2 separate regions of the Homo sapiens genome follow, and region 1 is linked to region 2. The links are chromatin loops, found by intact Hi-C in ENCODE. Cell type or tissue: PC-3. All regions are shown on one strand. Each heading gives the region's core, and the rest is flanking DNA. Links, peaks and the distances in the headings are about the cores only.

Evidence for each region. Peaks named below come from ENCODE experiments on the same cell type or tissue, not always from the same donor. Only the 100,000 strongest peaks of a DNase experiment are listed, where the experiment ranks them.
Region 1: a loop joins it to region 2, with 11 times the contacts of the local background. A loop is called at or near these places in 76 of 110 quality-filtered maps.

Annotation. Positions count from the first base shown.
Region 1 is chr11:19,252,745-19,269,216 of GRCh38, forward strand. The region is part of intron 2 of CSRP3-AS1 (CSRP3 and E2F8 antisense RNA 1); the gene reads left to right. Among named protein-coding and RNA genes, the nearest start is that of E2F8, 20 kb to the left of the region's middle. In PC-3, for the core only: CTCF peaks have their summits at 7,183 (motif pointing right) and 7,386; no DNase peak of the experiment used is centred there; H3K4me3 peaks cover 310 bases.
Region 2 is chr11:19,545,241-19,561,712 of GRCh38, forward strand. It overlaps a transcript of NAV2 not described here. Among named protein-coding and RNA genes, the nearest start is that of MIR4486, 22 kb to the right of the region's middle. RefSeq lists enhancers at 6,314-6,513, 8,530-8,579. In PC-3, for the core only: CTCF peaks have their summits at 8,698 (motif pointing left) and 12,621 (motif pointing right); DNase peaks (open chromatin) are centred at 8,691 and 12,611.

The DNA.
Region 1 (16,472 bases), core at 3,657-11,656, 290 kb before region 2:
CTAGCTTATTGGTTTTCATAGTAGGAGATGTCACTTGCTGTGCGATCTTGGACAAGTCACTGAACTCCTCTGAGCTGCACTCGTCTCCCCTGTAACATGGGGAGTGTAGACTTGATTACTTAAATCTCCCGACATCGTACAAGTCTATGCTGATGCCGAGCTTTCCTTGAAAACTGGAAAAAGCACAGGCTTTGAAGTGTGATGGACTGGGGTTAATCCCCTGCTTCACAGCTTGCTTTCTTTTTGTCTCTCTGTACCCATAAGGATTATCTCAGAATGATCTGGGTATTTTTGAAAAGTAACAGCAGCTTGGCTGAAAGACAATTTTGTCCATAATAAGACATCAGCTGTGAGCAGAGTTCTGCAGTGGCAGAAAACGGATCAGGCAGAGATTCAGGTTATAATTTCCAAACTCCAGTGGCCCACTTGGTAGAACCAGTTTGCATTTGTATGTTGAATTTTTGTTGACTAAATAACAGTGATCCAAGAGCTGAGATGGTTTATTGGTCCTCTTGGGGAGGGCTGTATTGCTGTCAAGGTGTGGATAAAGCATTTCAGGCAGGCCTGCCGCTGGCCCCTGGCCCAGTGGTGTACAGCTGTGTCAATAGGCCTTTGAAGTCCACGCACACCAGCTGACTGGTCAGCAGCCCCTGGGATGGTCTCTACAACCTTCGTCACAGGAAATTGGGAAAGGCATGTGGAAGCTAGCATTGCTGGAAGGGGAGGAGAAGAAAACTGTTGGGATCTTTGATGAAAACATGGGAGAAATTTACCAAAATTCACAGGCTGAGCCCATCAGCAGGATCTGGGATTGTTGATCACTGCTCTCCTTCTTTCTGGCTCCAGATCAATGTGATGAGCTGGTTTATCTTTATTCTGACTCGAATATGTGCCAGCTAGCGCTTCTGTGAGGCCTCAGTATAGTGATAGTATGCTGGAGGCGCTGGTGGTGCTGCAAGATTCACAGAGAGCTTCTGAATCATTAAAACGTGAACAACCCCTGTTCAGAAGAATTTTAATGCAAAATATTTTTCATTTTTATTTTTTCGTCTTTTCTGATATTCTACATTCTGGGGCACTGGCCTCTTCCCTGCCCCAGGATTTTCCCCATGTGCAGGTGCTTCATCATCACATGATCTCATTTAATCTTCACAACATCCCTGAGGTATGTTGTCTTCAATCCCCCTTTGGCAAAAGAGGAAATGGAAGCTCTGGTTAAAACTTGGTGAAGATAACACAGCTTAGCAGGAAACCCTGAGCTGTCTGACTCTCAAGCCTGTGTTGGGAAATCCTGCCCTGTGCTGCCTCTTGTTGCAGAGATCCTATCTGGATAAAGTGCTGGGTAACCAGGAATCAGAACCTCTGGAGGACGAGTATGACTTCTTTTCTGTCCCTGCTGCTCGAGTTCAAACCCTCACCATCCTCTCCTCCTCTTCCCTGTTCTTGCTCTGTACCTCCACTCCGTCACTGAGTCTTGACACTTTGGCCCAGTGTCCCCCCTTGCACCCCTGCCTTTTCATTCTTACCCTTGTTGCCACACACCTGGGGCACTGCCGTAGCTGGCAGCTCCCTTTCTCACCAGTCTTTCCCTTTTCCATCTTTTCCACTAACCCTGCCAGACTCATCTTCCTTTAACACTGCTTTGTCCTATTTCATTAAAAATATCCCAGGGACTCATGAGATAAAGTCAAGACTCAGTGCTTGACCTGACACAGCCCCCAGTCCCCCCAGGTAGACCTCAAAGCTTCTACATTCGTTCTTTTTCACGCTGCTGATAAAGACAGACTTGAGACTGGGCAATTTACGAAAGAAAGAGGTTTGTTGGACTTATGGTTCCATATGGCTGGGGAGACCTCACAATCACAGTGGAAGGCAAGGAGGAGCAAGTCATGTCTTACATGGATGGCAGCAGGCAAAACAGTTTGTGCAGAGAAACTCCCATTTTTAAAACCATCAGATCTTGTGAGACCCATTCACTATCATGAGAACAGCATGGGAAAGACCCATCCCCATGATTCAATCACCTCCCACCAGTTCCTCCCATGACATATGGGAATTATAGGAATTGTGGGAGTTACAATTCAAGATGAGATTTGGGTGGGGACACAGTCAAAACATATCAACTCCTTTCCAGCCTTGCCCATCACTTCCTGCAATAACTTGATGTTGCCTGGGATTTTCTGACTTCAGCATCTTTGCTCATGAGGTATCTTCTACCTAGAATGTGACCTTCCCACCCAACCTCCCCTCTGCTAAAAATCTCATCATGGTCTGCCTGAAGTGGCCTGTCTTTAATGAAGCTTTCTCCAGTCACCTTGCAGGAATGATCCCCCCACCTTGAACACTTTGAAACACTTAAACAGTACTTCTCATATGTTGCTTCACTGTAATTATTTGAGTGCCAACATTTCCTCCCTATATACCAATGTGATGATGGAACCCATGTGTGTGTATCCCCCACTGTGGTCATTAGCATAGTGCCTTATATGTAGTGGTCCCTTTGTTGCATGTAAACTAATGAACAGTGAAAAGCAAATAATAAGAAATAAATCATTTATTGTTTCCCATGTGTCAGACAGTATTCTTAGTGCTATTCAAAGTAATAATTTAATTCTCGCAATAACCCTAAGAGGTAGATGATATTGTGTCTCCATTATAGAGATGAAGAAGCGAAGGCATGGTGAGCTGAGCTGGTCAAAGAATTAGTGATTGACCCAGGATTCAAATCTGAGCAATCTGCCTCCAGGACCTAGACTCCCGCTGTAGGTAGCTTTCCAGCACTCTTTTTCCTCTACCTAGAAGGTCCTGGCAGGCTAATAGGTTTACTCCTATAAGAGCTGCCTTGTGGGCTTATGGATTTCTCATTCGTGTCAGGTTCCTGAGGGCCTGAGAATGGTTAGCATCCAGCATTTCTTCCCTAAGCCAGTACACGAAGTCTTGCTCACCTCGGCAATGTGCATCAGGCAAACTGGTGAGAGAATGGAAACACCTCAAAGTGCTGAGATTCCCCAGATGACAGGTGCTGTGTAAAAATGAAGCAAGTTTTTCATGTTCTATAAAACATGATAACTTCATTACACAATAGTCAGAGTATGGGCCCATGACTCCTATAACACTCCACCTTTGGCATGAGGTGATTACTTGGTTAATAATCCTAATCGGCCTAGCGCGCATACCCTGTGTTTATCACTCCCATCTTATAATTAACTTTTATATTTTTCTTAACTTTAAAACTCAATCTGTGCACCAGAGTGCCTGCAAACCTATATTTATCTAATTTAGCAAACATTTGCATGCACTGCAATTAGACTCACATGTTGTGTGATCAACGTCCTTTGCTAATTGCATAATTCCTTTTGAGTTTAATCATCAAATGGCATTCTTTTTTTTTTAATGTCTATGTGGTTTGCTGTTGGTTGTGATCTGCATGTGAAATCTCAGGCTGAGGCACCTGCAATCACAGAACCAAAGATATTCGAGAGCCAAAGACAAGGGAGGAACTGTGTTCCTTGTTGACAGGTGAAGAAATGGAGGCTCAAGGAAGCTAACGGATTGCCTATCTAAACAGCTCATTATTAAGAGTTCCTGAAGATGGGAAAGGATAAATACATCTGCAAATAATATCTCCCAAACCATCCCAGTGTGGAAATTCCATGAATAATTTAAGTCAGTCCTGACTTAGCATGGAGCTTGAGTCTGGACACAATTAGTCTGGCCTTAAAAGAAATCAGGTTATGGGCAAGGACAAATCTGAGGATATTCTGGAATTATAACCCTTAGCAATTGTTTTTCAGCTTTGGGCTGCACATTGCCAGCAGATATTTTGGTATAAGGAAGGCTGGGTAAACTCTTTTCCCTTTCTTCTGCCTCGTAAAATTGTTTGTTTGTTTGTTTTACTGTAAATCTAGATTAGAATAGAATAGAGGGTTCAACCAGGAATTAGGGATTGGCCTAGAAAGAATCACAATATTGGAGCTGAAAGTCTATTTAGCTTGTTTTATAATAAAGTTCAGAAGGGCATATCCCAAATCACAGAGTTGGTTGCTCGCAGGTCTGGGACTTGAGCCCCTGTCTCTTCAGTTGATGTCCAGGTTTTTCTTACTGCAGTGCTCTACTAATCAAGAGACTAAGTGGACAGAGTGCTCCTTGTCCTCTCCTTCCCTCATGCAGCACCTTTACACAGTGGCTTGGATGCCTGGTGCTAAGCAAGGGTGTATGGATGCAGATGCCCAGACCTTGATCTAAGCTAGGATGCAAAAGCAAAGGATGCAAAGGAGAAGGGGACCCACCAGGATGGGGAAGGCACCACTCCCCAGTGTGGAGATTTTGAGCTCAGAGAGGATTTAAGAGAATGCGATGGCCTGGCCCATTGTGGGAACTCTACTGATAATTTGCCAAACGGACATGTGTACTAGCAAGGGGATGAATATAAGGTTATGAGGTCAGAAAGATAAGGACAGACTACTGCCACCTGCAGATTTTTTTTTTTTGCTTGGAAGGCAGAGGAAATCATGAAAGGATTACCACAGTGGAATTTCATCTGTTTATCTGCCTGGGAAGAAAGACCTGGTCATTAATGTGGAAGCACAAAGAATCATTGGGGGCTGGGAAATACAGCCCAGCAGTATGCTCAGAAAGAAAAGGAGACTGGGTCTTGGCTTCTGCCATGTTTCATAAACTGGGAAACCTTTCCATTGCTGCTGGCAGCAATAGAGATTCCCTGCTCTCTGAACCCATGGCTTGCTTCTACAGAAGTACTTGCCACCCTCTGTCAGATACATCCTCTGCATCTTTGGCTCCTACGTAACATCTAGAGAGTAGTAAGTGCTCAGTTAATGTAGGTTGAATGGATGAATGGATTGGACACTGTTGAAATGTTTAACTCTCGCCAAGTCAACAGGGCAAGGTAATGTATGGAATGGCCAAAGTAGTAATAAAAATATTTTAATAGCCTAGATGGATGGACCAAAGCAATAATATTAAATTTATCTAGAGGAAATGTAACACAAAGTCTATATTTAGCTTTAAAAATGTCAATTACCCAATCAAAGAGTGGGTGAAATACGAAGGATTGTAGTCCATATTTTAAAAAAGCCATCAGGGGTAGGTCTTAGTGGACCATAAGCTTAACATGAAAAAGTTTGTTATGTAGCTGCTGAAATAGTGTTGAAGTTCATCAGTAGAAGTCTGATCCAGATCAGTGCAAATGACACTACCTGCAGTTTTGCTTATTAAAATAAAAAATTTTTAGAGATGGAGTCTCACTAAGTTGTCCAGGCTGGAGTACAGTGGCCATTCACAGGTGCGATAATTGTATACTGCATCATTGAACTCCTGGCCTCAAGCAATTCTCCTGCTTCAGCCTCTTGAGTAGCTGGGGCTGTGGTTTTTCAGCTGGGTCAGGCCCCTCTGGGGCAGAAGTTCACTTGGGGTTCCCTTTTTTTTTTTTTTTTTTGAGATGGAATTTCGCTCTTGTTGCATAGGCTGGAGAGCAATGGTGTGATCTTGGCTCACCGCAACCTCTGCCTCCTGTGTTCAAGCGATTCTCCTACCTCAGCCTCTCAAGTAGCTGGGATTACAGGCATGCACCACCACGCCCAGCTAATTTTGTATCTTTAGTAGAGACAGGGTTTCTCCATGTTGGTCAGGCTGGTCTCGAACTCCCAACCTCAGGTGATCCGCCCACCTTGGCCTCCCAAAGTGCTGGGATTACAGGTGTGAGTGACCGCACCTGGCCCACTTGGGATTCTATTAATAGCCACACCTTACCCTGGGTCCAGTGCTTTAATTTACAAAGTGTTTTCTCAGGCATTATCTTGTTACATGGTTCTAATGAGGTGGTTTATATACTGGCAAAAGGCAAGCTGACTTGCTCAAGGTCACACAGCCAGTGAGTGGCAAATCCTAATCCTCCTAATTATTGTCTGTATTCTTTCTGCCACATCATGCAGCCTTTATGCAGAACAGAGCCCCCACTGTGCAGCCTCTAGAAGTGAGGCCCGCACGATGCTTGTCAAATGCTGTCAACAGTGGACACGCTCAGATGGGCACCTTGCAATCAGCCAGACTGACAGTGATGATTCACAAACCACTTTTCCTAACTGAAAGGGGCTTTGATGGGCCAGCTCACATTACAAGCACAGTGATCTTGGCCTCTTTCAAAACTGACAACAGGCAAACATTGAACATCACTTTACCTCTGAATGAGCCCAGGAAAGGACAGATCTCTTTTTGAGACAGGGTTTTGCTCTGTTGCCCAGGCTGGAGTGCAGTGGCATGGTCATGGCTCATTGCAGCCTCGACCTCCCAGGTAGCTGGGACTGCAGGCATGCATCACCATGCCTAGCAATTTTTTTTAATTTTATTTTTTTTGTAGAGATGAAGTCTCACTATGTTATCCAGGCTGGTCTCAAACTCCTGGGCTTAAGCAATCCCCCTGCCTCAGCCTCCCAAAGTGCTGGGATTACAGGTAGTGAGCCACTGCACCCAGTCAGATCTTCATTCTTAACTCCTCATATACTACAGAAAGGATTTGTGAGCTGGGGCTGTAAATGGGGACAGAAGAAAGGGAAAAGAGCTAACATTTTTCAGGTTCCTATTAAGTCCCTGGCTCAAGACATTTTCACATTTATTTAGGTTTCCTGTTTTTAATGCTCTGTCTCTAGCCTCACTGCTTACCCTGGTCACCATTTGACCCCTACAGTCTCCTGGCATTGGCTGTCATAATATTCACTCATATCCCTATGGTCTTTACCAGTGGTTATCTATTCTTCGAAAAAAGACTATGAAGTGGGTAGGATAGGGATTATTCTCTTATTTTACAATGAGGTGCAAGAATGTCTGTCTGTCTATCTTTTATCTATCTATCTGTCTGTCTATCTATCTATCTATCTATCTATCTATCTATCTATCTATCTATCTATCTATCTATCTATCTATCCATCCACCCATCTAACTCATCCATCCATCCATCCACCCATCCATGCATTTATTCATTGAGCAAATATTTATTAAGATAATTCTATGTTATAGGACGTATACAATGCACTGTAGAAACAGATGTCTGGAAAGCTCTTGGAGGAGATGTATAAACTTATGAGAAAAGGAGGCATCATAGTTGGGGCTTTTAATTAAGGAGGGTGACACAGATGTTGGGATGTGTCATGGCAGGCCGTGACCAGTAGGTGGCACTCCTGGTCCCAGAAGGCTCATGAGTTCTCCAAAGCCAAGCTTTCATTTCCTATTCATTACTGTGCTTAAAATTAAATTTTAAGACATGTCATTGAAAAGCTGTATTCAATTTGATTTAAATTCCATTTATTTGCTGTTAATTGTTCCATGCTTTTCTAAAAATGGTCAAATTAAATCTAGTTGTGTCAGGGCTTCCTGGATAAGTGAAAGTCACGTCCAGGAAATTCAGACTCCTAAGTAAGTTAGCACCTCCACTGATTGGCATTAGGTCCCGAATTCCTCTCTTAGGAAATACTCATGAAAAGTTAATGCTATTGGAAAAAGATCTGGAAGGAGACACTCTAAAATGTTAGTTGCGATATCTCCCAGTGGTGGTAGTACAGATGATTTTTAAATTATTTATTTATTTATTTTTTTGAGACGGAGTCTCACTCTGTTGCCCAGGCTGTAGTGCAGTGGCACAATCTCGGCTCACTGCAAGCTCCGCCTTCCGGGTTCACGCCATTCTCCTGCCTCAGCCTCCCAGGTAGCTGACACTACAGGCGCCAGCCACCACTCCCGGCTAATTTTTTTTTGTATTTTCAGTGGAGATGGGGTTTCACCGTGTTAGCCAGGATGGTCTCGATCTCCTGACCTTGTGATCTGCCCGCCTTGGCCTCCCAAAGTGCTGGGATTACAGGCGTCAGCTCACGCCCGGCCTAATTTTTAAAAAATACTTGACTACTTTGGCCGGGCGCGGTGGCTCACGCCTGTAATCCCAGCACTTTGGGAGGCCGAGGCGGGCGGATCACGAGGTCAGGAGATCGAGACCATCCTGGCTAACACGGTGAAACCCCATCTCTACTGAAAATACAAAAAAAAATTAGCCGGGCGTAGTGGCCTGTGCCTGTAGTCCCAACTACTCGGGAGGCTGAGGCAGGAGAACGGCGTGAACCTGGGAGGCAGAGCTTGCAGTGAACCGAGGTTGCACAACTGTACTCCAGCCTGGACGACAGAGTGAGACTCCATCTCAAAAAAATAAATAAATAGGCCGGGCGCGGTGGCTCACGCCTGTAATCCCAGCACTTTGGGAGGCCGAGGCGGGTGGATCATGAGGTCAGGAGATCGAGACCATCCTGGCTAACAAGGTGAAACCCCGTCTCTACTAAAAATACAAAAAATTAGCCGGGCGCGGTGGCGGGCGCCTGTAGTCCCAGCTACTCGGGAGGCTGAGGCAGGAGAATGGCGTGAACCCGGGAAGCGGAGCTTGCAGTGAGCCGAGATTGCGCCACTGCAGTCCGCAGTCCGGCCTGGGCGACAGAGCGAGACTCCGTCTCAAAAAAAAAAAAAATAAATAAAATAAAATAAATAAAATTAAATAATAAATAAATAAATACTTGTCTACTTTAGGCATTTTTTTACAGTCAGCATGTATTGTTTATTTTAAATTTTTCTTTTAAGTGTAATCTACAACTGGAAAAGTACACAAATCTTAAGTGAACATGTAAGTTTTAAGATATGTTTATATATACATATAGCCATCACCCAGCTTAAGATACAGAACATTATGAAAACCCCAGAAAGTTCCCTCATGTCCCTTCCCAATGACCCCCACCCCTCAGAAACCACTGTTCTGACTTCTACGGCCACAAATTAATTGTGACTATTTTTGAACTTCATATATACGGAGTCATACCAGATGTTTTCTTTTTTCGTGTCGAGACTTTTACTCAGTGCTATTTCTTTAGGTCGATGTGTATAAATATATAAAAACTTACCAAGCTGTTCTGTTGTATGTAGCAGCATCTGTTCCTTTTTCATTGATGTGTAGTGTTCCATTGTGTAAATACATTACAAAGGTATTTTTATCATCAGAAGAAAAATTTACTAAAAGTGGTTAAACATAGACATGGCAACTGCTTCTTTGCTGGAGGCCAGGAAGACATTTCAATGGCAAGATAATCCTCAGGGGATATGGATTTGGACAGCCATGCTGGAATTGGCCTGGGCTCAGAAGCACTGGGTCCTTAAGAAAGAAGTAAAAGGAGCTGTGGGGGGTCAGGTTTTCTGACTCAAGAAACATTGAGTTCATTGTTCTATGGTGGATAGGGCTAGCTCTTGCTCTCTGGCTGGGTGTTGGTGTCTGCCTTTAGGGCCAAGTTACTGGAGTTCTCTGTCCTCCCTGAGCCCCAGTTTTCTAATCAGTAAAATGTGTAGGCTTGCCATATTTACGGGCAAAAAAATGAAAGAAAAAAATCAAGAGAGCCAGTTAAATTTGAGTTTCAGATAAACAACGAACAATTTCTCAGTATAAGTATTTCCTGAGCATTGCATGGAACATATTCATACTAAAGAATTATTCATTGTTTATTTGCAATTTAAATGTAACACATTTTATCTGGCAGTGCTAAAAGTGAGTGTAATATAATGTCCTGCTTACACAATAACACGATTGTTTGTGAGAAAGTGTTTGAAAGCAGAATAGTATGTACAGATGAAAGAACATGGAGAGGGCCAGAAAGGCGGGGAGGAGAACTGCTGTGCTTGGGATTGAGTCCTGTGGGCCCCAATCAAGACAGGAGTCTTCCCTCTCTCATCCACCACCAAGACCCCAGTGCCCAGCTCCATGCCCATGCTGGAGAAAGAGACACTGAAACATTCTCTGTTGAACAACTGAGTGGATGTGATTTCCATCTCAGGCCTTTACCTGCTTTTGACCTTAGGTAAGCTATTTAATCATTCTGTGTTTCTTTTTTCTTACTGCATTATTCAGTTAATACTTCAAGGGACCAAATTCTTTGCTGGGTAGAGGGACTGATGAGCTGAGGTTTCCACCCTCCTGGAGTTTGTGTTATTAATATAAAGAGTGATGAGAGAATGCAAATATGTAAACAAGGAAAAAGAAAATTTCTGATGGTAAAAAATGCTGTGATGGAAATTAGACTGTGTGATAAGAGAGGGTCAGCAATGCTATTTGCATGGTTGGTTGGGGAGGGTCACTCTAAGGAGGTGACCCCCTGCAGAGCCCAGAGGAGGGGCATTCTAGGCAGAGGAAAAACAGGTTTTCTTACCTGAAAATTGAGGGTGAGAGGACCCACTTCTAACAACTGTAAGGGGTCAAATGAAGGAAACTTGACTTGAGACATTTTCAAGTTTCCTACAAGTAAAAGAGATCATGGACTTTTCTTCTGGAGTCTCAACCTCAGTCCCCAGATGACCTAGAAACTCAGAACGACAGTATTTGATTCCTTGGGTGTAATGCAGAGCTCAATATACTCAAAAACTGCACTGTAGACCAAACTGTTTCTACCTGTCAGTGGGGAGATAAGTACAAATATTGAAGGTGTTTAAAAACTTGGATAGTGCCATGACATTCAAGCACATATTGTATTTTGTAGATTTCCCCCATTTCATTTTTCTGTTAATCAATCTATGATAGACTGGGAAGAAGAAGAAGAAAAAAACCAACTGGTTCCTTAACCACAGAAAGTTTGAAAATTGGTATAGTGACTTTCGAGTCAGAAAAAGCTGAGATTTATTACAGTTCAATCTTTTACTGGCTGGTTGACCTTAATTAAGTTGCATAATCTCCCTGTGCCTTGGTTCCTTCTGCAAAATAAGCATAACAGTGCTCACGTGTTAAGGCTTTGGAATTTCAATGCAGTAACCTGTGTAAAGCACCCGACACAGTAACTGATGCAAAAATGTTAACTCCCACTATCATTATTACTAGTATATTACATCCATTAATTCAGTTAACAAATAGTACCATTTACTGAGTGCCTACTATGTGCTAGGCCTTCCCCTAGGAATAGGGGTACTATAAGAACCATAAAATCCCCCTCTCCCCAGTTTACATGGGGGAGAGATAATAAATGAGCAAGCAAAACAAATGATCTATCAGATGGTGGTAATTCCTATGGAGACAAAACAGGGAAGGCAGAGAGGGGAGAGAAAGCCTCACTGAGCAGAGAGGAAAGACGTAGGGAGGGAGCCCATCAAATGTCTAGAGAGTGTTCTAGGTGGGCAGACAGAAAGTGCAAAGGCCCTGAGGTGGGACCATATCCTGCCTGGTGTGTTCAGGGAACAGCAGGGAGGCCAGTGTACCACAAACAGATCAGAGAGGTGAAGAGGGGCAGAGATAAGTCAGAACAGGAGAAGGGGCTTTGTCCTCCTGGCTATCCCTAGAACCGTGGGTTCAGCAGACACTTGAGAAGGGCTTGGTTTCTTGGTGGGAGCTTTCTCTGTGGAGGCCAGGGCCTTGAGTCTGTGAGGGGCAGGGGAGCCTGTGCCTGGTTTTGTGATGCTTCCCATCCCCAAATCCAAGCTTGGGGCCTTTAACTCTCCTTGCTGCAATGCTAAGCCTGAACTGAACAGTAGTTCTTACCAGTTGAGCCCACACTGTAGTCTCAGATGGATCTTTTTCAGCGGAAATAAGATCAGTTCAAAAGCTGCTTGTGAAATCAAATCCAGATTTCTGTCACCCATGCTTTTCAATGTGCACAAGCTTGTTAGTTTCTTAATATATACAGTTGGTCCTCATTTTTCACAGATTCTGAGTTCGTGAGTTCATCTGCATGCTAACAGTTATTTGTAACTCCCAAATCAATGCTGGCCGTGCTTTCATGGTCATTCTTGGACATGCACGTTGTGAGAGCAAGTGAGACACCTGTCATGCACATTCGCAACTGAGGTCCAGCAAAGTGACACTTGCCTTCCTGATTCAGTTATAAATGAATGTCCTCTTCACGGTCTAGTTAGTGCTATGGCTTTTGCATTTTTGTGCTTTATATGGGCGATTTTGCTGTTTAAAATGACCCCCATCATAGTATTGATGTGCTGTCTTGTGTTTCTAAGTGGAAGAAGGCTGTGATGTGCCTTATAGAGAAAATATGTGTGTTTGAGCATCGTTCAGGCCTGAGTTGTAGTGCTGTTGGCTGTGAGTTCAGTGTTAATCAACAGTATATAGTATATTAAATAACGTGTCTTTAAACAGAAACACACATAAAACAAGGTTATGCATTGATTGGTTGATGAAGATGTGACCAGAGGATCACAGGAGCCTAACCCCATGACTCCCCTAGAAGCAATGGTTCAGGATTCGTTAGTTCAGTGTTAGTGGTGACGTTATGGAATATAACCACTGTGAATAACAAGAGTCAACTATATGCGGCTAAACTGTTTTCATGTGAAGTACAATTTATACTGTTATAACAGGGTCTAGGAATATCGGTTTTACCGCACATCTGCCAGCATTAAAGCATTAAATGTTATCATTAATTTTTTTTTCTAATTTGATAGGTGAAAAGAGTATATAGGGTTTTGTTTGTTTTTTGAGACAGGGTCTTGCTCTGTCACTCAGGCTGGAGCGCAGTGGCGCAATCATGGCTCACTGCAGTCTCGACCTCCTGGGCTCAAGCGGTCCTCTTACGTCAGCCTTCTGAGTAGTTGGGACCACAGGTATGTGCCACCACACCTAGGTAATTGTATTTTTTTGTGGAGACAGGGTTTCACCATGTTTCCCAGGCTGGTTTTCAACTCCTGGGCTCAAGCAATCCACCCGCCTCAGCCTCCCAAAGTGCTGGGATTACAGGTGTGAGCCACTGCACTCAGCCTAAAAGTATGTAATTCTAATGTGTGTTTTTTGACTGGCAGCAAGGTTGAATGTTTCTCCTTGTTGGTTAAAGTCCAGGCCCAGTGCATTTAAGACAAATTTTCTTGAGTCCTATGTGACAGGCAGAAAGGATTGAAGTACTTCTGGGTCATCCTGATGGCAAGAAGCCAGCACCAGGGCTGCACATGGCAAGTTATTTTATTTCAGGACTTCCATGAAATAAAGGGAAACAACAATTGATTGAGTCCCTAGTGTGTACAAGTCCTGTGCCAGTCTTCTACATCCAAGCAGGTTACTTTACCCCTGGGATAACACAGCCAGCTCCGACATCAGTGCTTCTCCTCATAGTGGTTAGAGCAGAGCTTTTGGGTCAGACTGCCTTGATTTGAAAATAAATATAACCAACTTACTGGCGGTGTGATCTTGGGCACTTTCTTAACCAGTGCTCAGTTTCCTCATCTGTAATGTTGGAGTTGATGATAATAATACTATCTTACCTCATAGATTTGACATGTGGATAAAATGAGTTAGCACATGAAAATCACCTAGAACAAAGCCCAGCACACTGTAAAGCCTCCATGCATGTTGGCTGTTGTTATTAAGTACGAAGCACCATTGTGGGGCATGGCGAATACATAATCCTTGTCCCACAGAAGCTTGCCTAGGAGACAAGATTTGCACCCTTGAAATGAAACTCTTTCCATGTTGGCAGGTGTGGCTTAGCAGAAAGAACACCACCTGAGGTGTCAGGAATTCTAGCTCTGCATCCCATTTGCTGATTTCTTGGGCTTAAATCACTTTACCTCTTAGAACCGCGGTATATTCACAGGTTAAAAATATACCTAACCCTTAGGATGCATTCTCACATGTCTTATTTAGTCTTCACAACATTCAAATGACATCAGTCTTAATGTTCCCATTTTACTGATGAGGAAATTGCAGCTTACAGGCTGAGATGTCTTGTCTGAGATCCTGTAGCTAGTGAGAGGAAGGACTTTTGATCACAGTCCATTGATCTGCTTACCACCCCTGATGCCTCTAGTATAAAATAAAGGATTTGGTCTGGAGGCCTCTCTAGCCCCTGCCAGCTACTAGTCTGTGACCATTTAAGAGGAAGAGTGGTGGGTTAGGGGACTTAGCTTACTTAAGAGGTACATCTTCATGGTTGGTTAAATCTACAAATTCATCTTGATGCTGTCACTTGATGCTTTACTTTTTTTTTTTTTTTTTGAGACAGAGTCTTGCTCTGTCACCCAGGCTGGAGTGCAGTGGTGCCATCTTGGCTCACTACAACCTCCGCCTCCCTGGTTCAAGCGATTCTCCTGCCTCAGCATCCCGAGTAGCTGGGATTACAGTCATATGCCACCACACCCGTCTAATTTTTTTGTATTTTTAGTAGAGATGGAGTTTCACCAGGTTGGTAGAGACGGGGTTTCACCAGGTTGGTCTCGATTTCCTGACCTTGTGATCTGCCCACCTCAGCTCCCAAAGTGTTGGGATTACAGCCTTGAGCCAGCTTTACATTTTTTGAATGTCACTTCTCTCTTAATTTCCCCAGAATGAGTGACTTTCAGCCAGTGTTTCTGCATTGACTTGTTTTCTGGCTGGTGGCTCTTTTGCCTGCCAGTGTGAGCAGGATCAACACATGTGTTCCTCTTCCCTCCTCCTTGTTCCTTCTCTCTGCTGTTGTTTCTGAAGCTGCAGTCAATAAGCCTTCCTCGGGAGTTGTTCTGCAGCTTGAACAGTTAAGCAAGTCTAATCTTTTTGTTTGCAGCCACCTTGGGCAATTGGCTACTGAATATGCTGCCTCTGCTAGCCTTGCCTGCTTGCTGGGAGAATTAAGTTCTCTCTTCCCCAGCTCCTCTGATACTGAGTAGCAGAGTGCACGGTGGCTAACACATCCTCATGACATAATCCCTACCCTTTGGCAAGGTCAAACATTGCTTTGCTCTTTGATACCTGCAGACCAAATGCCATAATTACCTTTTTGTCTTGATAGTAACTGGTATTAGGTTTTGACTTCTTGCTTTTTCCTCAAAGTCAAGGCTATTTGGCTGTCACGGGGCTACCCATCCTAAGCCAGTAGAATCTGAAATGAACTTTCTTTCCTTATTTGCTATCACTGCAAGTGGCAGCTCTATGAGAATGGCCTTTCCAGCTTGTAACTGTCACCTCAGCCCTTCCCAGGGCCTTGGCTTGTCAGGGGAAGAAGGTTTATGTGTGGTATTGTATTAGGCCGTTCTTGTGTTGCTATAAATACCTGAGACTGGGTAGTTTATAAAAAGAGGTTTAATTGGCTCACTGTTCTACAGGCTGTACATAGTGCCGACATTGCTAGGCTTCTGGGTAGGTCTCAGGGAGCTTTTACTCATGGCAGAACGTGAAGTGGAAGCAGGCACATCACATGGCGAAATCAGGAGCAAGAGAGAGAATAGGTGGGGGCGGTGGGGGGGAGGTTAGGTGCCACACACTATTAAATGACCATATCTCATGAGAACACTATCACAAAGACATCACCAAGCCATAAGGGATCCGCCCCCCAACCCAAACATCTCCCACCAGGCCCCACCTCCAGCACTGGGGATTACAATTCAACTTGAGATTTGGGTGGGAACAAATATCCAAACTATATCAGGTATCAATGGTCCTTTTCTTGCTGAGTTTTTCTCACTGGTTAGCAATGAAGAAGACAAAGTTAATGGCGTGTGTGTGTGTGTGTGTGTATGCACGTGCAGAAATAAATACACCCATTCACTGGTAAACAAATAAGAATCAGAATGCAGTGTCATTTATTTGGTGAACTTCTCATCTTTTGAGGTCCAGACCAGGGGCCACCTCCTCTATGAATCATGAACTGATGCTTAGACTTTTTTTCCTTGTCCTGCTCCTGGTGTGGGCATTGACTATAACTGTTAACATCCCTATATAGTAATATATCTCTCTACAGGCTTGTTTTTTACTCAACTATGGACTCCTTGAGATCAGAGACTAAATCTTCAGTATCTTCATTTTCTGATTGTTTGGAAGAGAGCCTAGCACAATAGGAGTTTAATAAATGTTTGTTGAATGAATGAATGAAGGGTGGGTAGATGCCTCCTGTGTGTCTGGGTAAGCCACTGTGCCAGCTTATTCTCTTAGTGGTTACAGCCAAAGCTGAATGTCATCCATCAAATGGATTCTGACTTGCAAACACTAAAAAAGCACATTATGATGAATGTCACTTGCTCAGCCAAACCCCATTACAAAAGGCCAGTGGACCGCAAATGTAACAGCCTCTAAACCCAAACTGGGCAAACAACCCTCCTGCTTGGAACCTAAACTGAACCGAGTATCTGTCATCTATTGAAATTTCCAACTGAGCTAAAGTTGTTCCCTGCCTCCCTGAACCATCCCCTCCGATGCCTCCTGGCCAAATTTTACTTGGTAAACTAGTTGCAATGGGAATCAAACCTATATTTTATTCCAGAACAAAATAAGGAGTTTAAAAATATTTCCATTTCTGCATAAACCAATGCTTCATTTCATTGGCATTCTGCCCTCCTGTGAGTCTGGTTATCTTTTGGATCAAATATTGCATCATTTGACAAGTTATGATGGCCATGGAAGTGGGCAGGACTACACCCTTGTTTACAGAGGACAGATCTAAAACCAACTGCCCTTGTCCCTGACACCAGGTTTGGTGTCACCA
Region 2 (16,472 bases), core at 5,374-13,373:
TAAGGTGGGCAGATTTGTGTCTCCATACTGCCTCCAGGGGAGCTTGGTTTGGGCCGGGCAGCCAACTGAATTATTCATGACATGTGTGCTCTCTGTCTTTTTTCCTCCAAGCCTCTTTGGTTTAGAGACTGATATTTGTCTGCATGTGGCCTCTAAGGACGGCTCCCTTCCTGTGGGAAGACTGCCAGGTGGATGGTGAAAGGAAGAAGGTATGGGGCAGTGGTGTCCCTTTGAGGTGGAAAGCTTGCCTGGAAGCCTCATTCACTTAAAGGGCTGGCATGGCGCAAATGGGAGTCAGTTTCTCATCAGACAATGTAGCTTGGAGTGAGTAGACTGAATCAGGAAAGTGGTAGTGCATTTTATTTCCTAGAGGGTACTAAACACTTGGTGAAATAGTAAGAAAACTAAGCACTAGGGAAATCTCCTAAGACGAGCTTGTCCAACCCGCGGCCCAGGGTGGCTTTAAATGCAGCCCAACACAAATTCTTAAACTTTCTGAAAACACTTTGGGATTTTTTTTGCAGGTTTTTTTTTAGCTCATCAGCTATTGTTAGTGTTAGTGTATTTTATGTGTGGCCCAAGACAATGCTTCTTCTTCCAATGTGGCCCAGGGAAGCCAAAAGATTGGACAACCCTGACCTAAGAATCTTCAGCCTTTTAAGCAGAACTTTTTGGTATTTGTATTGTATTGTAGTTTGTATTATATGCAGTTATAATTGCAGAGTCTATAATCTAATCTAAATGAAAGCAGAACTGTTCCAAGTAGGTTGGGGTAGGGGGTCTCTTCCTCCACTGATGAAATTTCCCTCAGATGCTTCCAGGGAACCCTAGAATTTCATGGAGCTCAATTTTAAAACCAAGCAGAGTCATTCTCCAGGAAACCACACCAAACTGTGCTCAAACAGGCATAGGAGACAAGTATGTAGATATTTTCTTGAAAAGACATCTCCTCCCCATGAGGGCTTGATGTGGGGTCTCGAGCAAGGCCTGATGGATTTCTGAAGAGCAGATGGCAGAGGAGACTTGAACCCCAGCTCAGAGATTCCCTCTCTCAACCCTGGCTGCCTTGTAACTGAGATCTTGCTGAGGGCGAGACAGACTGGTGGGGGTTCAGTGGTGGCTGTGACCAATGGAGGCCCCATGCTGGGGCCCTGGGTGTGGGGCCCAGATGGCAGAGGCTGAGCTGCTGCGGGAAGGTAGGAAACAGCCTGGCAGCTGGGCAGTGCGGCCACCTCCACTGCCCCTTTGCAGAATCCTCAGCTTTCCAAAGCCACCTGCAGGGTGGGGCGGCTTCATGAAGAATGGAGGGCTGTGTACAGAAGGAAGGACTGGTCACCACGGCAACCACCCTCTGATGTCCAAACTCCACTGTGAATCACCCTAGGCTTTTTGGGGGTGTTTTCTATTATTTAAACTGCCTTGGGGAATGTAAGAAGAGATTTTATTTCCCAGGTTTTGAGTACACTATCTCTTAACTTTCCCTAAAAGTAAATGTAACCGTTTTAGTGTTTTTACTTTCCACTTTTCTCCTTTTTCTCCATCTCTCTCCTCTTGAGATGTGAAGCTTCATTCCTAATACACAGCACTTTCTAACCCCAGCTGCAAACATTTTCTCACATACAAAATAAGGAAGCTCTAGGATTCTTCCAGCAAGACAACTTCTGTCTCATTTTTTACATCAGGGTCTGGGAGATGATCAGTTGGAGTTTAGGTCACTATTGATACCTGGATTCTGGAAGCTCAGATGTAGCCTCTTTACTGCTCTTCAGAATGGCAGGCATAGAATCAGAGTGGGTGCACCGGAACTGTGTCCTGCTGCCTTTGAATATTGACATGGGGGTGGTCCCTGCCTACCCACATCCAACAGCAGCCTCTCCTGCCCTGCACATGGCAACACTGCTGCCCCAGACATTGATGGCCCCACTGGAACTCTGGAGGCCAGCTCTCCAGGCGATGGAAAGCAGTTGTTCGTTGAAGTAGCCAGGGCTGCTGTGAAGCAATCTGCAGAGCCCAGCGGAGGGCCAGGAGCACACCCAGCAGATGACAGCTTTAAAGATGCTGGAAACACTTGGGTTCCTCTTACCCACCCCCAAATGTAATGCCAAATCAAAGCAGGATTTAACTATGAAACACAAAACTGCTGACACCAAAATAGCTTTCTTCTGGTTTTTCTAATTGCAAACTCTGGATCACCTCATTGAAGCTGATTTTTTCCCTTTCTTCCCTTTCCCACCACTGCTCTTTTCCATCCCCCCTTGGCTGCAGGAGCCTGAAGTACATCCTCACGCTGCACACTGTGTAATCAGGCAGAGAGGGAGCTGCTGGCTTCCAACTGCAGGTTTGATCTTCTCTACCTCTTGTTTTGGTCTCTCTAGTTTTTCTTTCATTTTCTTTTTTCTTGGGACCCCTTACTAATGGAAGGGAGTGGGGGCTGAGAGCCCGGGGGACAAGTAGGACCCCCTCTCTTCCATTCTCCTGAGCTCTAAGACTTGTACTTTCAGGGAAGTCATAATAATGACAATGATAGTGGTAGAATAGTGGTAATAATAATAATAAAGGATCTGAGAACTCACTTTTACTATAAGAAATGGGCTGGATTTTTAAGATGTTTCTGGGTTCCAATTCCATACTAATTAAAACAAAGCAATTGCAGTCTGGATAGTAAATGTTTCAATGTCTGGAACTTGGCGGACCCACAGAAATGTTTGAAGGATGGGTAAAGGTGATTTACAGATGGGGAATCCCAGCCTGCAAGAGGTTAAATAACCAGCCACACATCACCTAGCTGGTGAGTAACAGGGTTGAATTCAGACTCAGGGGGCCTGACTCTGCAGCTGCCATCTTTCCTCCTTAAATATCTTAGTTCGTAGGATAGGTTTAGCAATGATGTCTCCTGCATGACAATTTCATGGCTGTCGGTAATGGGTATCTCCAAAGAGCAGTTCACAGACAAACATAAAAGAAAGAAACTTAAAGAAAGGGCATAACAATGAAAGCAAAACCCTGAAACAGCAAAGATGTGAGTAGTCAAAGGAAAATCAGACGAAGAGAGAATTCGGTTATTACCCTTCACTTGGCAAACATTTCCACAGCCCTTACAGTGTGTCAGGCCTTATTCTAAGAGACCTGTGCCTATATACCCTAGGAGGGCGAGCCTGTGCTTACCTCCATTTCGCAGATGCAGTAGCTGAGGCAGAAAGATGTCAAGTCATTTGCCCAAGGTCTCACTGATGGTTACTGGAAAGGGGGGAGTTTATGAACCATGTGATCCAGCCCACAACCAAAGCGTGTGCCCTTGACCAATGTCCTGCCATCCACGAGTAATAGTAAATTTAAAAACACTCTTGGCCAGCAGCGGTGGCTCACACCTGTAATCCCAGCACTTTGGGAGGCCGAGGTGGGCGGATCATGAGGTCAGGAGATCGAGACCATCCTGGCTAACATGGTGAAACCCCGTCTCTACTAAAGATACAAAAAAAAAAAAAAAATTAGCCAGGCTTGGTGGCAGGTGCCTGTAGTCCCAGCTACTCGGGAGGTTGAGGCAGGAGAATGGCGTGAACCCGGAAGGCGGAGCTTGCAGTGAGCCAAGATCATGCCACAGCACTCCAGCCTGGGTGACACATCAGGCTCCGTCTCAAAAAAAAAAAAAAAAAAAACACCCTCAAGGTGAGTGTTTAAACTTGTAAACTTTTCAAAGCTATTAAGTAGAGGTGATGGATTCTCTTCATTCCCTTCTTTTTGTCTGACCTGGGGTTACAGATAAGAAAGGTAAGAGTGAATGTCTTCCAGATTATTGCTTCTCAGAGGGAGAGGGGCTTGAAGATCATCTAGACCCTAAACAGGTGAATGTCTCAGCTTTGGGGACTGTAACATGATGTTAAGAAGGACATTTCTTATTGTCTTGGAATGTGGCTGAGGTTCCAAAGCTGAAGCCAAGTGTCCACACATTCTAAAAATAGGGGCTAGGCCATTCTCATCAGACTGGCTAAGAGGTGACCAAGAGCAGCCCTGGGGCTCCTACCTCTAGAGTGAAGAAAGGAAACCTGGGATGGTTAAAAAAGGTGATCCTCCTGGAGCCACTCGGGAGGCTGCCTTCACGAAGAGAGGTTGGCGTCCTATTCCCAACTGGTGGCTTAATTGTCCCTGTGGGAACTCAGAGTGCCCCTCCCCCACCTTGTGCTTTCTCTTGGGGGATGGAAGGACAAGTATCCTCAGGAGCTTGAGGGTTCACCCGATGCAGAGAGACACTGGCCGGAAGGAGATAGTAGATGCCCCTGACTACAGAGGAAGGAGGGCAGGTACCGTGAGAGAGCACAACCCCCCTCCTACCAATCGTATGGCAAATGGACAGCTAATGGGAGCCAGGCTAAGCCATCTCAAAAGGACCCCAGCTCAGAAGGCTGCCTGCCTGCCAGGGTGAGGGGGCTCCTGCAGCAGAATTCCACGGGAGTGGTGTGCTGCAGGGCAGCTCACAGGAGGTGTCTGAGAGGTCTCAATCGTGATACAGCGTAGAGGCCCCAGTGGACATCACCCAAGAAACCAAGCTGCACCATGAGCATTAGGTCATCTGCCCCACCAAGGGCACCATAGACCAGATGACAAGAACGTTAGTCTGGTAAGAATCTGCTTTTTCCTGATAGCCACTTCCCATGCCCTGCCCTCGGCTCTGGAGGGGCCCATTAACAGGAGAGCAAAAGAAGGGGAGATGGAGCAGGGAAAGCAAAATAGGGGGGCCAGCCTCCCCCGGCTTCTGCTGGCCTAGAGTCCTGCAGTTTGCGCCTCAGCCAGGGAGGGAGGACATATGTGGAGGTGGATGGGAAATTCAAGTTTTGATTTAGATTGCCCTGGACTTTTTATTGCCTGAAAATGAGATTGTTCTAATACCCGGAGGCAGCCAGAAAAACTCTGGGACCTGTTTGAGATATTGTCTAGAAACGAAAAAGGGAAATTTGACAAAACAATATCTAAAGGAGGAGAATAAAGCTATTTCTGAAGCTCATTTAATAAAATGGCCATATGAAGAAAATCAGCTGAGAAACTCCACATTTCCTTCCAGAGCTCCCCAATGCCCCATCTTCTAAGGAATAAGAAGTTAAAGGGAATGCACGTTTATTAAGCACATACTGTGTACAGGACTCTGTTAGAACCCGAATACTTGAAACTTCACGAAATCTCCCCAATAATTCCATAAGTCTGGGATTGACAATTTCCATTTCGTAGATGAGGCAACTGAGGCCCACAGAGGTCAAGGGGCTTGCTTAAAGGCAGATCGATACAGGGTGGATTCTGGAGCAGAGATTGGAGCTCAATAGTCTGCAAGCAGCATTGCAAGCAGCATTGTACAAGGAAAGGGACTGTGTACGTGCACTCACTGCCACCTCTTCAGATGCTCAATGAATGTTTGCTAATAGATGCCCACAATGCTGTGGCTTCCTACGTGGGCCCTGTGATATTGCCCACTCCCCTTGAGGTAGGAGGCAGGACTCAACTCCTGAGATGGGGCTCGGACACTGGACCAAATTGAGGACTAGCTAAAACAGAGATGGGGTGGAAGCAGCTTTCCATAAAACACGCCCACCAGTGTGCCATGTCAGTTTACCATTGCTATGGCAACACTCAAGAGTTACTGCCCCTTTCCATGGCAATGTCCCAACAACCCAAAAGTTACCACCCCTTCCCTAGAAATTTCTGCATAAACCACCCCGTAATCTACATATAATGAGAAGTAGGTATAAAGATGACTGCAAAACTGCTCTGATGGGCTACTCTCAGCACACTGCCTATGCAGTAGCCCTGCTCTGCAGGAGCTGGCGCTGACTGCTGGAGCTGTGGCACTGCCACTTCAAATGAGCTGTCTTCTTCTACCCCAGCACTGGCTCGCCCTTGCATGCTGTCCTGGGGGAAGCCAAGAACCCTTGCAAGCTAAGCCCCACTTTGGGGTTTGCCTGCCCTGCAGCACCATCACTTTCTTTACTACAATTTATGCAAGAACATGTGCAGGTTGGCAGGCTCACTTGTCATTGAGATCAAGTTCCATGTCTACGCAAACAAGACCATAAGTACAGAGGGGTCAGGACCACGTATTTTCTTCTTAAAGTCCCCCCAGTCATCTCTGTGAGGAGGGGATCTGCAGATCAGGCTGAGCCTCAGAGAGGTCAAGGGACATCCCCTGGGTTCCACGGCAAGTCCTCATTGCTGAGTTGTGGACCCAGACGGCTGCTCCCCAGCCTGAGCCTGCCAGTGTGCCTGTCCCTGATCCACTTGCACCCCTCCCTCCTGGCCTCACAGCCCACCAGGTGTGTGCCCTGTCAGCTCCCTCCCTGTTATGTTGCAGAACATTGGAACTGGCAAAGCTGATGGAGGTTATACACCGCGTGGTTCAGAATAGTAGCTTAAGCAGATGTCTTGTCAAAACAGAATAAGAAACTGTGAAGAAATAGTCTGTGAAACCCAGCCACGTCCTGCTTCCTCTCATTTCTACAGTAAAATAGTGGTGGGGGAAAAAATGGTTAGTTCTTTCAGAATAGTGCATTTCACGTGTGGAGCATACCAACTTCCAGAATGGTTATCCTGGATGGGATTTATTTGCCTTCCTTTTCCTAGCCTTTCTTTCCTCTTTACTCTGCTCCTTCCCCTCCTTCTCCTCTCCTCTCCTCTTCTCTCTCTCTCTCTCTCTCTCTCTTTCTCCACATCTCCTCTCCTTTCAAGAGGACATTAGCTCCCTGACTGCAACCCTGGGGTCTTGGGGCTTCTGAGGCCTGCAGGCTCCCTTCCCTTTGTCTGAGGAGGACGGGGGAGGCAGTGAATTATTGATGAGGCCTGTGCTCTATGGATGCCCAGGGCTGAGACTGGGGTGGCCTGGGCCCCTGGAGAAGGCAGCAAGACTGGTCAGTTTGGGAGACAGGACAGAGCCTCTTGGGGTGTAGGTGGCAGGGAGGGGCGGGGGAAAGGGCTCATTGCCTTTTGGCTTTCATTTGCCTCTTTGCGGTGCCTGGGGCTGGGAAGAGCAAGAGCTGGAGTCACTGGGAATCCGTGGACAGATGGAGACACCAGAGGGGAGGCGTGTGAGGCGTCTGCAGGGAATTCACAGTTTACAGTCATTGAGTGTTCAGCCTCCCCACTCTGCCTCTCTACACTTCTCTGAATCAATTCCCAGAAACCCAGGGGTTGTTCCATCGGGGCTCAGGGGCATGGAGCCCAGGGCCTGTCCTGCTGGGCCCTGTGGCCACGGGCACAGGAGCCACCCTCTCCCCTCCTCCTCACTTTTCTCCCATCCCACCCAGACCGAGCAGAAGCTCCCCAGCCTGAATCCCATTTGGGTCAAAGAACACAAGAAAAACTCCATTTGTCACAAGGCCATGGAACAACATTAAGCGGAACCACTCTGTGACATGAAGGACGGTAGGACCATAAATTATTCAGCCTCACAGACATTATAGGCATTTTGGAGAGAAAGTGAAAAAAAGATTATTTCAGCGCTGTAGTGTAAAAGAGCTGAACAGCATTCATTGGCCAGCGTGCTGTGAGGATTTTCTGCCTTAAAGTAGCTCTCTCCGAGGGGCTGTTTCCTGGGCAGCAGTTCCACCCACCAAGGAATTTGCTTACTTCTTTAGCGTTAACATTGCATTGTGAGAGAGTGTGTGTGAGTGTGTGTGGGGGGGAAGGGGGGGAGCTGGATGGGAGTGCTGAGACCATCCTTCTCAAGGCAGGGAAAGGAACGCGTAAGCTGAAATTCTTTTTCTTGTCCTCTGCAATTGCGGAGTGAAAAGGAAGGCAGGTTTTGCAGCCTTGCCTCCAGTCTCAGCATGGCTGTGTAACATGCTCTCCATGGATACATTTGTGCAGGAAAATGTCCCTTGGTGAGGAGAGGCATTCCTGTTCCCTTGCAAGAGCCGGGCTCAGAAGGACTCTTGGGAGGGCAGCATTCTTTCAATGCATAGCCCCATCTCCAGCCCAGATGGACCTTCAAGCCAGAACCTTTGTCTAGAAAGCCCCAAAATTCCTGGAAATCTAGAGACAGAGATACAGGAGGTCAACAGCCCCACCCCTAATCTTGGGCTTCTCACTTGTTAATTTCATCGTCTTGAGCAGGGCTCTCTGAAGTCAGGGGAAATGTGCGGATTCTGTTCCTGGGGTTCTTCCCAGCTCATTTTGGAAGGAGTAAGAGAGATATGGGGGCCTACCCCTGCTTTAGTTCATCCTCCCTCTTGGGGATACCCACCCAGGCCTCAGAGCCTTCATCTGAGCACCAATATACAGTAATGCAGACCACACACACACACCTCTCTCCCCTCCCCATCACCCCAGGATGAGCCAGGGAAGGCACTGACCAGCTGATTTTCAATGCCTAGGAAATGGGAGCTTGGGCTGCGGGTGGCCTCAGGCTGGTTTGCATCTTCACCTCTGGGAAGGATTGTTTGTAACAAACTGATGTATTTAACAGAAGAGCACATGCAAATATGCCTTGGCATTGCCGAGATTGAATCCAGCCTTTGCTGCTGCAGAGCAGGTCTGGCCATTCCCTTTCTGGGGAGACACACCACAGCTGCCAGGGCTCCAGGGACCCAGACTGAGGAGAGGTACAGAGGCAGCACCAGCCTCTCTGTGCCAGCCGGGTAGTCATCAGATGGTGGAGGCCCAGAATGGGTGGCAAACCCCTCGTGGGCTTTTAGCAGAATTGTGCTGCCCTCTGCTGGCGAGTTTGGGTGGACTCAAAGGGCTTCACGCCCAGTAGAAAAAGAGGCTGCTTTCTGTTCCCCTAGCAATCAGAGAAGGGGACAGAGCATTTCATACTGAAAAGTTGTGGGAGCTCTCTCTCCTTTTTTGTTTTTGAAATTCTGCGCTCTAAGCCAGGAGGCAACACAAAATAAAGGTGGCCAGAGGGAACTAATGCTGGGTTAGAGTCTTCTAAGGGCCTGAAATCGTGCTATGACATCTACGTGCAGGCATTTACTTTATTCAGAAAGCAACTCTGATAATTAGAATTTAGAATTTTAATTTGAGAAATGAGGAGAGTGTGGCTCAGAGAGGTAAATCAACTGTGCTAAGGCCACACAGCTAGCCAATAGCAGAGCCAGGATTGAGTTTGGGCTGTCTGATGCCAATGCCCACACTAGGCCAACCTTACAGTTTGTGATTTGTCTCTGGATGTTAGAGAGCAGGAAGTGTCTAACCCTCTGGGGGAGACACCAGGCTCCATTGCCCAGCTCCTCCCCACTCATGGGGTAGGCTTTTGTTAGAAAATGCGTTGCCCTGAACCCAAAGCTAGTAGAGGCGCCTCAAGGAATGGAAACACTGCTGGTCTGGCTTTGTGTTCTAGCTCTGCTGTTTGTGGGCTTTGTGACTTTCAGGCCACTTGTCCTCCAGGGTTCTGTTTCTCGTCTATAAAATGAGGGAGTAGGTAAGGATGAATTAGATGGTTGTTTATGGTGGTGGTGTTTTTGCCAGCAAGGACATTTCTTAAAAATGGTTTTCTATCCACTTTGGGAGGCCGAGGCGGGCAGATCACCTGAGGTCGGGAGTTCGAGACCAGCCTGACCAACATGGAGAAACCCCGTCTCTACTAAAAATACAAAATTAGCCAGGCGTGGTGGCTACTCGGGAGGCTGAGGCAGGAGAATCACTTGAACCCGGGAGGAGGAGGTTGCAGTGAGCTGAGATCGCGTCATTGCACTTCAGCCTGGGCAACAAGAGCGAAACTCCGAAAAAAAAAATTAAAGATAAATAAATTTTTTAAAAATGGGGTTTCTATCTCATACATACCATGTTTTGCAAAAAAAAAAAAAAAATCTTATCTACCCATGTATGTATGTTGTAATAATTTATTCCTTTTCAGTTTTGAGTAAACAAGATATGTGACTATCTTAGATTGGGTTCCCCGATAAACAGATTCTGAGACAGGGATCAATGTACAGGAAATTGGGGCATGTCCTGGTAATGCCATCAATGAGGTGGGGAAGCAGAAGCTGGCAGAGGGAGAGGTGGAACCATGAAACATGCACGACAAAGGCCTCAGCTGGTCCCCAGGTAGGTCTGGGGCTGGGAAGAGCTGCAGAGTGATCCCCACTGGGGAAAGCAGGCCAGGTCTGTGCACTCCCACATGAATCAGGCAAGGTCTATCACCTTGGGCAAGGCAGCTCTTTCATCCAGTGCAATTCCTGGGGACGAACTAGCCATAAACCAACAGCAGCCAACACTCCCAGACCTGGGGGGGGCTCTGGGCAGCTCACCACAGCATCCACTCCAATCACTGTGTACTCATAAGAAACAACAAGCAGCAGTGAACTCCAACCCGTATGAGTTTTACATGGGGAGGCCTTATTGAAGGTCAATGTTCAAGTTTTATTAGCTGTTTTGGAAGTAAACATTGCTCACATTTTTGCCTTCCCAGATTTTTGCCTTCCCAGGTACTAAAGGTTCGGGGACTCTAGGTTGAAAATGTGACTCCTTCTTTCTAGCATTCTCTGAGGGTGTGGGGTTTGTATGTCCTGAAGACCCCAAGAAGATGCCACCACCAAGGAACAATAGTGAATTTCTCAGCAATAGTGAATTCCTCTGCTCCCATGGTGCCTGGAAGAAGATGTACCTTCCTCGAGCCCACCCAGCCCCAGCCCCAGCCCCAGCCCCAGCCTGAGTGCACAGCTTGGTAGCAGAGCCTGACTAGAGTTCAGCCTGTGCTTATCACCTGGCTGGACACCCTTGAGTGGGTCACAGCCTGTGCACCTGTCCCTACAGACCCTGCCCTCCCATTTATCTTTCTCCTCCTCAGCCTCCCTTCCCTCCTCCTTTCAAAGCCTTCACTCTTCTTCAATCCTCCATGTGCTGATTCCATGTGCTTGCAGCTCCCCGGGGACCAGGAAGGGTGTCAGCGACTTGAAAATGTTCACTCTACCACTGCTGGGAATCTTGCCTAAGGAAATAATCTAAAATACAGGAGATCCTTTATGAGAGAAGACACTCATCCTAATGTCATTTGTAAAAGTGACAGGTTCAAGCCATTGTAAATGGTAAACCACAGGGGAATGTGAATTATGGTGCATCAACAAAGTGGAATATCATGCCACCATTAAAAATTATGTGTGTAAGAAGCAATGTGAAAACATGTTTATGGTTAGCAACACAGGCTACAAAATTATACTATGCAACCTGACTGCAACAATATGAACGAAGTAAACAGTTAAAGAGTGGCAGGAAAATCTGAACTGCTCATGGGCTTGGCTGGAGGAACCACAGCAGGGATCTCTTAACCCTTTTTGTGCCACAGACACCTTTGGCAGCTTGATGAGCCTATGGGCTTACCAGCATGTTTTTAAATGCCTGAAATATAAACCATAGAATTTCAAAGAAAACCAATAATATTGAAATACAGATATCAAAATGTTAAAATAATTTTTCAATATATGTGCTTCTTTTTAATACCTTAAGTAACACGATCTAGCAGAAGATCAAATAATTACTATACCTATAAGGTAGTGATGAATTCAAGTAATATTTTAAATTACATGCAATAGCTAAAATGTGGTATAAAAATGTCTAAGTTTCTGTCAGTGACAAAGTTGTCTATATAGCTAAAACTACTGTTATTTGAAGCCAAAATTCATAATAAATGACCATGCTGTATTTTGGTTAGATCATGAAATAAAAACGTCATTTTTCCTATCCAAGTTCATGTACTCTCTGAAATTCTTACTAGTCTTCTAGGGGATTTATGGACCTTGATTTTAAAAATCTCTGTATCAGAGTTTTTTACTTCTTTCTCTTTATTCTCTCTAATTCCAAAATTTTACATAATAGACATGCATTGCTTCTATCATGTAAAATAACCAAGGAATTTTAAAATTAAATAAGCAAATGAACAAAGAAAATATAATTCAGGCTTATTAGATCACTGGATGATAAGGCAGTAAGTGCTCTCAGATGCCATATCATTTAACCCGCAGGTTAAATTCCACAAGAGACATGGTATTAATGTAGCCGTTTGGCAAGTGAAGACATTGATGCCAGCGGAGGTTAAGAGACTTGTCCAAGGTCACACAGTCAGCAAATGATGGAACCAGAGTTTGAACCGAGGTGTATCATTCAAACCCAGACTCTTACCTGTTAGATCCACTGAGCCTGGCAATCTACGGCTTACGATGAGTAAACTGAATGTTTTGTTTGTAGAATTGATTTATTTTAGCCACTGTGAAGTAATCTCTTCACATGAATGTTTCTCCTGCTGAAGTACATCTGCCCTTGATTAAATGTTGTCTATGCAATTCATGGACAATCGATGGTACTCTAGGCTCTGAATGAGAAAACTGGAACTTCTGGTTGCCACAAGTCTGCTGATGGCTTAGGCAGGGACATTCTGTCTCCCAGGGGCCCTATCAGTGCTCATGTGGTCACGTAGACACACTTCAACTTGAGCTTCAGGTGGGATGCTTCCCTATAAGCAGTGAACGCGAAAAGCCTTGGCTAAAATGGGATCCACACCGAACACAGAACAGAACTGGGGCTGCACTTCCAGGTGAGAAGCATAGGGTGGGATCAAGAGGTGGCTGAAGGGATGGCAGATTCTCAAGCTGCATTCCTGCAGTCAGGATGTGTCCAAACGGAAGGCTTGGACAGTCAGTGGCCACGTGGGGGCAGCATCGAGCCAGAATGACAGAGGGCACTTCGTCTGGTGAATATCATGTGAGTCCATGTGGAGCCTCCTCTTTGGAAGATGGGGTGCTCTTGTGGGATGAACGTTGGGGAGGGACAATCTCTTTAATAACTCTGAGAGGTACTGCTCTTTTTATGAAGGGGCAGTATAACGTGGTGCTTATAAACGTGGGCTCTGGATAGTTAGCCTATTTGTATTTAAAACCTGCTGTTATTTATTAGATAACTTACTTAAGTTTTCTGTGCCTCAGTTTCTCCATGGGGTTGATATGAGGACTAAATGAATACACATTAGGCACTTTTTCAGTTATCTATTGCTGCGAAACAAACCAAGCCGAAACAACTACGTATTTGCTCACGATTCTGCAATTAGGGCAGGGCTCAGTGGGACAGCAACTCGCTTCCTCATGTGATGTTGGCTGGGCACTTCCAGTAGGGCTGGATGAGCCAAGAGGGCTTCCTCAAATGCATGGCACCTCAGCTAAAGGCTGGCAGGGCCTCTCTCTCCAGCACGAGAGTCAGAATGGTTTTACATGGCATTGTGCCAAACCCCTACTCACCTCAATAGGGAAGTCATCAGGTTCAAGAGGTTGAAAAAGAGACCCAGAGCCAACAAACAAGACATGGGTTTTGACTAGGGGCTTATGTACAGGGGAGAGAATCCAGTGGCAGCGGACTGGACAGTCAAACCACCTTCCTATGGCCCAATGGCAGCAGGCTAGGCAGAAAAGCCACAGCTGCTTGTGAACAGCATGCAATTTATAGAGCATTTTCACTTAACACCCTCCCTGAATGACCTGAACCTGGCAACATTCACTTAACCCAAAACCTGGGGCTTCAATCCCCTGTACAGCCTGTGTTCCATGGGACAGGCTGGGGGCTCGGATGTTTTCTCATAGACAAGGAATGAATGTCTGTGTTGGCCATCCCTGGATTCCCTGTCTCGGAACACACATTCAAGTCCCACACAGGTGCCATACAGGGCCATTCTCAGGGTATGTTTATGTTATTGCTGTCAAGTGTGTTTGCCCTATACATGGTGGCGCAGGACTCCAAGAGAACTAAAGGCCGTTCCCAGCCTCTTACCGCCTTGCCTGGGAGCTGGCACAGCAGTCACTTCTACCATATTCCATAAGTCAAAGCAAGTTACAAAGCCAGCCCAGATTTAAGGAAGAGAGACACAGGCCTCTCCTCTTGATGAGATGAGTGACTTGCACATGCAAGAATGGGAGGAATTATTAGTGGCCATCTTGCAAACCACCTACCACAGGTACTTATAGTAGTGCCTGGCACACAGAAAGTCCTCCATACATGGAAGCCACCTTCACAGCTGAGGAGACTGAGGTGCCTCGGCTACAGAGATTGTTCCCAAGATCACATGTCAGGTAAGGACAGAGCTAGAATTGAAGCCCAGGTCTTTCTGAATTAAAAGCCCATTCTCCTATGGCACCATTGTTGTAAGCTCTGTGCCCTTGGCCAAGTCATTTAACCCCCGAGCCTTGTTTTCCTTGTGTGATGTCAGGTGGATATAGTAAAGACAACCACCAAATAGAATTATGGCACAGACTAAATAAGGAAATGCCCAAGAAAGCATCTTATCACCTATAAAGCATTATGGGAGCATGAATTATTTTGAGATTTTAATTTGAACTTCATTTGTTCAGAATGTGTCTACTGCTGGTAGAATCTGTATTCATGCTTCCTTTCCTTGGCACTAGGGTGGCTGAGGGTGGATGGCAGGAGGGGTCACATGCTTATCCCCACAGGCAATAGCCATTTTCAAGTCTTCAAGAAGCGTCTATTGATGTGAATGTTAATGACAAGCCATTCTCATCTGTGCAGTAAGGAAACTCCCAGGAACCTTGTTACAGGAAAGGAGCCTGGGGATGGGAAGTGCTTTCTTCGGAAGCTTCTGGCACTCTCCCTTTCCCAGGGCCAGTCTGGTTTTCATGGTCTGCCCCTGGTGAGTGTCTCCAGAGCCCCCTTCTCAGTAAGCTGCCTGAGCCCTTCTCCCCCTGGGGGCGGATAGATGGACAGCCTGGAGTGCTGCCTGGTGTACCTGGAATCCCGATTTCTCTAGCTGAGTCTGCCTTAGCCATTCCCCTCACGTGCCTGCTTCGCTCTAGCTGCAGGAACCAGAAGCTGTGCTTTTATTAAATTTGATCCTCATCAGAATTGCATTTGGTGGTTTTCCAAGTTATGACTTTCTAATTAGCTTTTTGTTGAAGCTGTTTTTCATTGCTTTGCTCAGAATCGGTGGTAAAAGAGACTATTTTCTTGATGTTGTGGCCTCCTTTGGTGATTTCTCCACTTAAAAAGAGAAAAAAAAGAGTAAGGATGTGCTTCCTGAGAAATCTGATAACTAATCACAAGCTTTAGACAAACCCTGAGATTCCCAGGTTATCAGCTATTGAGACATCTGCTTCCTGCCTGCGAGAAAACAAGTTCTCACTGGGGTGCGGGGCACTGGGGATGGCTTTGGAATCAAACTTTCTGGATTCAAGTCTTGGCTCTGCTACTTGCCAGCTGTGTGACCTTGGGCACTTTAATTGGAGTCTCTGAGCCTCAGTGTCTTCGCCTTTATAACGAGCAATGTGCCTCAGATGTCTGCTGTGAAGCGCCACTGAGGTCATACCTGTAAAAGCCCTGATGTGGAGTATGCCTTCAACAACATTGCAGCTCTTATCACATTTGATAAACAACATGCTGTGAATATAAGTTTATAGAAAACTCTAAAGCACTGTACAAATATGAGCTTTATTGCTATACAAATATTGGTTTATGACTATTAAGAATAATTAGCTATATGGCCTTAGGTAAGCTACTCCATCTTTCTGAGTGTCTGGTCTAGATAATGGGTTGCACATTCAGGTGACTTCAGGAACTACAGCTATACTGGGAATGAATAGAGTAGACCAGATAGAAGAAATGCTCATGTCAGTACACACTAAGTGGGCAAGAGGAAAGTGCATCAACAGCAAGGTCCCAAAGATAAATAAGTTTGAGAAACTCTGGGTTAAACAAAATTGAACAGGCTTCTTTCTTCAGGACTCTTCCAAGAGTTTTAAGTGCCTGGCTGCATAGTGAATTTCAAAGGGCAGGAAAGGATATATGTGCAATGTTTTCCAAACTTCCCTGACCTCAGACCCTCTTTTTCCGTTAAGACCAGTGTTCTTCTGAATACACCTGGCAAATTCTGGATGGATGACCTCAACCATCCCTTCCGATTCTAAATTTCAGCTTGGGTCTCTAAGGTCAGAAAGAGGCATTTCTGATAGAAGATAAAAGACAGAATGTGTGTTGGGTCTTCTTCCTTTGATTGTTCACTTTCATCAAAATGATGACTAATTCTGTTCACATGACGGTACTGCTCAGTGTGGTCAGCTGTGAGTGAAGCCGGATATCTGGGTGCAGCGTCTCCTAACCAGTCACGGAGAGTCGGGCGGGAAACCAGGGAAGGGGGACACTGCTGGGCCCACCTGTTATTTTGGGAAAATCAGGAAATTGTCTGGCCCTTGTGTTTGCTAGCCTCAACCTTCACATACATATATGAAATTCAGAAATCCAAGGCTTATAGCAAAGGCCACTTGAACTTGACCTTGCTTTCATCAGCTATTTAGTACAATATATTCAGTAAATTTCTCTTGTTAATCAGTGAACATTGTGTAAGCACCTATTATTACTAGATATCAGTAAGTTAATTATCTTCATCACTCTGTTTAATTTAGATATGTGTTTGGGGACTCCCTGAGATCTAAGTTAAATTGCCACGGATCCCAAATTCCATAGCCTGTGGCTATCTGAAGCCCTTCCTAAGATTTCTGCTT